Regions from separate parts of the Homo sapiens genome. Here region 1 is linked to region 2. The links are chromatin loops, found by intact Hi-C in ENCODE. Cell type or tissue: Panc1. All regions are shown on one strand.

Region 1 (4,000 bases), 92 kb before region 2:
ATACTGGCAAGGCTGTGGAGAAAGAGGGATACTTATACACTGCTTGTGGGAATGTAAATTAGTCCAGACACTCGGGGGAGCAGTTTGGAGGTTTCTCAGAGAACTAAGAGTTAAACTATAATTGGATGCAGTGATTCCACTATCAGGTATGTACCCAAAGGAAACCAATCTGTGAATCTGGTCATTCTACCAAAAAGACACACGTACCCATACGTTCATCACAGTGCTATTCACAATAGCAAAGACATTTGCTAGATGCCAATCAACTCTGGATTGGATAAAGAATATGTGGTACATTTATACCATGGAATACTATGGAACCATAAAAAGAATGAAATCATGTTCTTTGCAGTAACATGGATGCAGCTGGAGGCCATTATCCTAAGTGAACTAATACAGAAACAGATAACCAAATACTGCATGTTCTCATTTATAAGTGGGAGCTGAACATCAAGTACACATGGACATAAAGATGAGAACAATAGACACTGGGAAATACAAGAGGAAGGAGAGAGAGAAGGAGTCAAGGGGCTGAAAAACTACCTACTGGGTGCTATGCTCACCACCTGGGAGACAGATTCATTCATACTATGAACCTCAGCAGCATGCAATATACCTGTGTAACAGTCCACATGTTCCCACTAAACCCATAATAAAAGCTGAAAAATAAATAATTTTTAAAAAACTGTCGTCTCTTTAAAAAATAAGCATCCTGATGCACTCTTCTGCTTATTTTGAGGATTGCACTAGATAACACATATAAAGCCCCTAGCAGAGAGCTTGGTATAGAGTGAGTGCTTAATAAATACTAGCTATTTCTATAAATAGAGCCTCACAATGTAGAGTGGTGGTACAGTGTTACAGCAGTGAAAAGCACATTCCAATGTCTGATTGGATAGGGTATGGCTTTTTTTTTTTTTGCATAGAAAGTGGTGAAAGAAAGCTGTGAATCTCTCTTTCAAATTTTCTTCAATAGAAATTCACTTATCACTAAGAAACACCTCATTTTAGTTCTGCAGCAGAATCGGGTCTGAGAGATGTTTGCTCTAACAGGATATTACTGTCATTACTGAGATGTCAGAACACTCTGAATTGGAAAAACGCTCTAGAAGTGTGAGTGAATGAAAGAAAAAGAACTCAGAATTTTCCCCTTTTTGGCTTTCATTTACTTTCTTTTTATCCAATCTGATATGCTGAAATGACAATTTTGATTAATATATCTTACTTACTATGTTCTGGCGGTGAGAGAGAGAGAAAGAAAGATAAAGAGAGAGACAGATATAGAGACAAAGATAGATAATCTAAATGTAGCCACTTCCAATCTGCCTCAGATACCAGGGATGCCTCTATTATATTGTTGTTTCTGTTGTCTCTACCTCTTTTGATAGAAAATGGCCAATCTCTTTTTGATTTGTGGATTTATTCTATATCATCAGTGTGCATTGTAATGTAAGCACTCTGTATGAGATTCCTATATTACCAGCGAATTTTACACTTCTTGAAGCAGGGGTGAACATTGGGAATGGTAACTGTATTGGAAGTCAGAAATTTCTGATTTTGCATATCTGAAAATATCTAGCTGTATGTCCTTAAGGAATATCATTTACATTGAGACTCTTGAATTTATGTTTACTAATTTAATTTTCAAAATTGCATTTCAAAGAAGATGTTATAATGTTATAATCCCCATTTAACAGATAATGAAACTGAAACTCAGATGCGCTAGGTGATTTGTTCGAAGTCACGTAGTCTCTGAGTGGCAAACGAGGTATTGGTGTCTATGTCTAAGGCCACAGTCAGGTATTCTCTTGACAAACTGTGCTACTGCTCCCCTCCACTTAATTTCTCTTAAATTAAACAAAAAGGAGTAGGCTAAATGAACGCTAAAGTCTCTTTTTAAACTACAATTTATGATTCGTATTCATAAAATTTGGTTATATTGACTTCTCTGAGAACCTTAGAAGAAGGGGCTTTGCAAAACAATGGAGGAATAGGATAGAAAATCTAGAACATTTGAAACTTACCACAATTTGACCTTGGCAACGATTTGTTGACTGTGATCCCAAAAGCATAGGCAAGGAAAGCAAACATAAATGGGATAGTATCAAACAAAAAAAATCAACACAGTAAGGAAAATAATCAACAGAGTGAAGAGGCAAACTAAAGAAATGAGAGAAAATATTGGCAAACCTAAGATGTTTATATCCAAAATATAAAAGAAAATCAATGCTCCTTTTTTTTTCTTGAGATGGGGTCTTGCTCCGTCGCCCAGGCTGGAGTGCAGTGGCATGAACTCGGCTCACTGCAAGCTCTGGCTCCTGGGTTCAGGCCATTCTCCTGCCTCAGCCTTTCGAGTAGCTGGGACCACAGGCGCCCTCCACCACGCCTGGCTAATTTTTTTGTATTTTTAGTAGAGATGGGGTTTCACCCTGTTAGTCGGGATAGTCTCGATCTCCTGACCTCGTGATCCACCCGCCTCAGCCTCCCAAAGTGCTGGGATTACAGGCGTGAACCACCGCGCCCGGCCAATGCTCCTTTTTTTTTGGCTAAGATCAAGTGAAAAACATATAAGAAACTAAAAAAAAAACAAACAAAAAAAAAAAACAAAAAAAAACACACCTCAATAGCAAGAAAACAAATAAGTTGATTAATAAATGGACTAAGGGGCGGGGCATGGTAGCTCAAGCCTGTAATCCCAGCACTTTGGGAGGTCAGGAGTTTGAGACCAGCCTGGCCAACATGGTTGAAACTCGTCTTTACTAAAAATACAAAAAACAAAAACAAAAACAAAAATTAGCTGGGCATGGTTGTGCATGCCTATGATCCCAGCTACTCAGGAGGTTGAGGCAGGGGAATCCCTTGAACCCAGAAGGTGGAGGTTGCAGTGAGCCAAGATCGTGCCACTGTACTCCAGCCTGGGTGACAGAGTGAGACTCCATCTCAAAAAAAAAAAAAAAAAAAAGGGGGGACTAAGGACCTAAATAGACCTATCTCAAAAAAAAAAAAAAAAACATTGAAATGACCAAGAGGTCTATGAAAAAATGCTCAGCTTCACTAATTATTAGAGAAATGCAAATTAAAGCCACTGTGAGATATCACCTTGCAACTGTTAGAATAGCTGTTATCAAAAAAACGAAAGATAAGAAGTGTTGGCAAGGATGTGGAGAAGGTGGAACTCTTGCTCACTGATGGTGTGAATATAAATTAGCACAGCTATTACGGAAAATGCTATGGAGATGCCTCAAAAAATTAAAAATAAAACTACCGTATGATACAGCAAGTCTCCTTATATATATATATAATATGTATAAAATATATTTTAATATATAATTGTGTGTGTGTGTATATATATTTTTATATATTATATATATATATGTATATCCCCAAAGGGAACGAAATCAGCATGCTGAAGAGACATCTGTATTCCCATGTTCATTGTGGCAATATTCATGACTACAATGATATGAAATAAATGTGTGCCCATAAAGAGACAAATGATTAAAGAAAATGTGTACACAATGAAATATTATTCAGCCTGAAGAAAAGGAAATCCTGTCATTTTCAATAACATGGATAAACCTGCAAGACACGATGCTAAGTGAAATAAACCAGGCACAGAAAGAAAAATACCGCATGATCTTACATATATGTGAAATCTAAAATAGTCATACTCATAGAAACAGAGAGTAGTGTTGTGATTACCAGGGACTGGGGGCTCGGGGGGTTGGTTGGTCAGCTGTTGGTGAAAGAGTATAAAGTTTCAATTAGAAGGAATTACTTCTAGAAATATATTGTACAGCATGATTACTATAGTAAATAATAAGGTACTGTATACTTAAAAATTGCAAAGAGAGTAGGTTTTAAATGTTATCAATAAACAAATAATTATGTAAGGTGATGAATATCTTAATTAGCTTGATTTAGTCACTCCACAATGTATACACATATATCAAAATGTCACATTTTATCCCATAAATATATACAATAAAATAAATAAAGA
Region 2 (4,000 bases):
CTTTACTAAATAATTTGTCTTACAGTTTTTAGGGGTAGCTTTCACGTAAAATTCTTCAGTAGCTGATACTCAGCACCTACAAGTTTCCACGCACCCCAAGTGCCTAGCTTTCTAAGTTAATTTTAGCTTTGAATGTATATTTGAATTTGCTTTCAATTCCTGAGATTCCATGTTATTCTCACCAAGCAATGCTTTGATGCTTTATCACATGTCATTTTCTCTGCCTGAAAAAGTATTTCATCCTCTTTGATCCTGTCCCATTACTAGCCACTCAGAAAATTTATATTCCATCAGGGATCACTTTTCTACTATTTCCCATTGCACTTTTTATGTATCTTCTTCATGGCAAGAATGCTGCTTCTGTATTTTGTATGTACATATGTTTTTCCACTTGACGATTAGTTACTTGAGTAAAGGACACGACCACATTTGAATAGTTTTACATTTTATTTTTTAAACTAGCCAAACTCGTCCATATTTCAGGAGCTCCTGGCAAAGACAGCTAGTAACCTAGTGAACATCTATTATCTTTGCTAGACTACAAATACTACTTTGACCCGTTACTGCTAGAAATAAAGGCTAAATTTTCAATCTTATTTGCGCTAGATGTGGTCAAATAAACATTAAGTATTGGGAGGGAATTCTGGGAAGGTTCTTTAAAGGGATCTTAGTCAACTGGAAGGAGCACCATTTTTACTCTTCTGCCCTGCTTAAAAATTAAACTGTTATGTCAGATGTGATGACCAGAGCCTTAGCCATTATCCTGACTTTGAGAATGGATGCCACATTGTAAGACGGTGAGGCACCCTGTTAGATCAAAGAGCCAGATCCACAATACCATAAAGCTAATGTAGCAAACTGGAGAGGGCTACTTTACATGAGACATTAAATATTTGAATATTAAGGCCATTATATTTTGGTACTCTGTTACTCTGTCAAATGCAATCTCTACCTTACACAGAGCTAAGTTAAAAACCAAAAGAAACAGAAATGTTAAATATAACATTCATTATTTTGTGGGCAAGATAAAAGAAAAAGGCATTGTAACAGTAAAGGCACTTTTAGTACTTACTCATCACCTGGTTTTTTGAAAATACAATAAAAATTTAACAAAATAACCATAAAAGTATTTTAACATGGCAACATTATGATTCATGTGCTGTCATTTGACAATGTGGACTTTGGACTTTTAGATATGATCTCCTTTGGCTTTCAGAAGACTATCATCACTAGCAACAACTTCTATTTTTGTTACTTTTTCTTAGTATTTTTTGTATTCTCTTCCTCCATATGCCTTCAAATGTCATTATCCATTAGAGTTTTATTTCTGACCTTTTCTCTGCTCATTTGTTATACTCTTCCTAGGTGTGCTCTTCAGCTGACAGAATATCAAGTGCTAAATTTATGGACTTATGGGTCAAGACCTAAACCCACATTTGTAACTCTTTAATGAATATCTCCGTTCTTATGTCTCGTAGGACCTTGCAGAATCACCAGGTGTAAAGGACTTGTTTATTTCTACTTTCATTCTCTGTCCCAGCTCTCTTAGTCACTCCTCCTGTAGTTTCCTCTATCTTGACTATTTGTACCACTGTCCTTCTCTAAATTAGAATCTTCATCTCCAATTTCTTTCTCCCATCCATGACTATCAGTCACTAATGATGACCTCAGAAATGGAGGCTGGATTCATTATTTCCTCCCTATCTAATGGGCTTTGGTATTCGATTACTCATCACTGCAGCAGCCTCATAACTTCCTGACACATATTTCTCATTCTCCTGGCTAATTCCCCACTCATAACTCATGACGCCACTGCTAATTGTTTTCAAAAATATACCAAAAAAATTGAAATTTGATCCTGTTTATTGGTTCCTCATTGTCTACAAGCCACTGTTCCGATTCTTTGTCACAGAAAGTCTACCACAATCTATCTTCAGCTATAGGTTCTATGCCCCAGCCTATCTGAACTTCCTCAATACTCTATGACCTTTCATTCCTTTCTGGACTGTGCTCTTGCCTCTGTCTAAAAGATTCTTTTTTTAAATTTTCTTTTAAATTTCTTTTTGATCACTTTAGTAATTCCAAATTCATATTAAAATTTGCTTTCTTTGCAAAGCCTTAGTCAGTTCTCCAAGAAAGTTAGTGATTTTGTTATATATGATATTATAAACTCTAAAACAGCACTTACTTCCCTATAGAATACACCTTATAAACTATGACTTTACCAATTTGGCTCCCATACTGTACTTGAGACTCTTGAGGGCATGGGCATCTTAAAAAGTATTATTCCTTATAATTCCCTAAGATTTAAAAGAAGATGCTCAACATGTAAAAAGATAATCTTTTCTATACAGGGGATACGATATAAGTGAAAAACATGGCCAGTCTAAAGATTTACAAGACACGCACTCAGCAGTGGTGTACAAGGATATAAATTGTCTTTAAAGCTTATTTTAGCAGGTTTTTGCTGGTCAACTAGGATATGCCAAGAACACGTTAGTAAAGATGTACTGCAACTTTTAAACAGATCTGTAGAGACTACCTAGAACCTTTATTAAAGCAAACTCATTCGGCTTATCTCAGTTTAATGACTACATGACTTAGCTTACTGCTCTTAAAACAAACACATCAAAGAAAATTTTACCTATAGGTCAAATTTCCATGATTAGTGCAACATTTTACTGTCCATAAAATTTAAAATGTGTCTTTTCATCTTAAGTTTTAAAGTTTGAAGAGGCTAATCTGTGACTTTCACTTTTATCTGCACTGATTGTATTACTCCTGAAAAAGACTACATTTTTAGCTTTGAAGTCTAGAGTCCTGATTTAGCCAAAGAAGAGGATAAGAGAAACAGCATTTGTGGGGTTTTCATTTACAGAACAACCTGACCTGATTTTGAAGCTGAGTTAGTGGGAGAAGATATTTTTCAATCTCTGTTAATACATACCATTTGTATGACTAGCCATTGTCCCCCTAAAAATGAAACTGACAAAAATTTTCCAAAGATTAATAGCAGTCATCCACACTTATCTTCTCAATCAAACCAAGCATCTGAGATAGATTCTTTTTTAAAAAAACCACCATTAGCAAGCCTTTATCTCCCACTTCTCAAATCAGTCACTTCTCTATAAAATAAAATGATTTCCTCAACAACAACCCCTGACATTCCTTCTTTAAAGAAAGTTTGTGACATTAAAATGAATTCAAGTAAGGAATCAAAATGGGCTATAATATTCCTTCAAATATGAAAATATACTAGCTTTTGAGCTAGATAATAAGATCTTTCCAGGAAACATTGCATTTTACAAGTAGATAGATACCTTTGGTCCTTAATAGTTGCCTTTACTACATAAAGGTTTTCTATTTCTCTTTTTAAAAAAGTACTACTATATATACACATCCTTACAATAGTAGATGAGAAGCAAAACAATCATGTATCTAACAGCTGTTCATAATATGTAATATCACAGATTTCTGCTCCATAAATTGAAAAAATAAAATTATTCAAATGTTTGAAAAACATAATACAACAGTTGCAATACCCAGTCCTAATTATAATTCTCATTTATGAATTATATCTTAGTAATATTTTCTTTTGATTATGTAATAGTGTGTACTATGAGTGTCAAGACAATCTTCAGCTGCATGTTTTAAGAATTAGCATTTTAGAAAAACATCTATAGTTTTAGTTTAGAAATTGTACTTACATGTACAAGCATATAAATGATAATGTTCAGCAAATGCAAAAAAATACCATAATGTATATGGTTATATCTTAATTTTATATTTTATTTTTACTAATATAAAATTATACTTTTTTGCTTTAAATATTTTGAATTGCATTTTGTCTTATATGAATACTGTGAGTCTTCCTTAATAAATAAAACTTTACATCATAATGGACTAAATATACAAATCAACAATGATCCAACCGTAATAAAAATACAATTCTGACCCATGACTTGAAGCAACCAGCTCAGTAGACAAAGCACTATCCACA

Evidence for each region. A loop is a pair of places that touch in the nucleus more often than their neighbours do. Peaks named below come from ENCODE experiments on the same cell type or tissue, not always from the same donor. Only the 100,000 strongest peaks of a DNase experiment are listed, where the experiment ranks them.
Region 1: a loop joins it to region 2, with 1.9 times the contacts of the local background. A loop is called at or near these places in 1 of 110 quality-filtered maps.

The regions. Positions count from the first base shown.
Region 1 is chr2:57,463,021-57,467,020 of GRCh38, reverse strand. No RefSeq gene overlaps it. Among named protein-coding and RNA genes, the nearest start is that of VRK2, 580 kb to the left of the region's middle. In Panc1, no CTCF peak of the experiment used is centred here; no DNase peak of the experiment used is centred here; H3K4me3 peaks cover 436 bases.
Region 2 is chr2:57,371,449-57,375,448 of GRCh38, reverse strand. No RefSeq gene overlaps it. Among named protein-coding and RNA genes, the nearest start is that of VRK2, 670 kb to the left of the region's middle. In Panc1, no CTCF peak of the experiment used is centred here; a DNase peak (open chromatin) is centred at 1,954.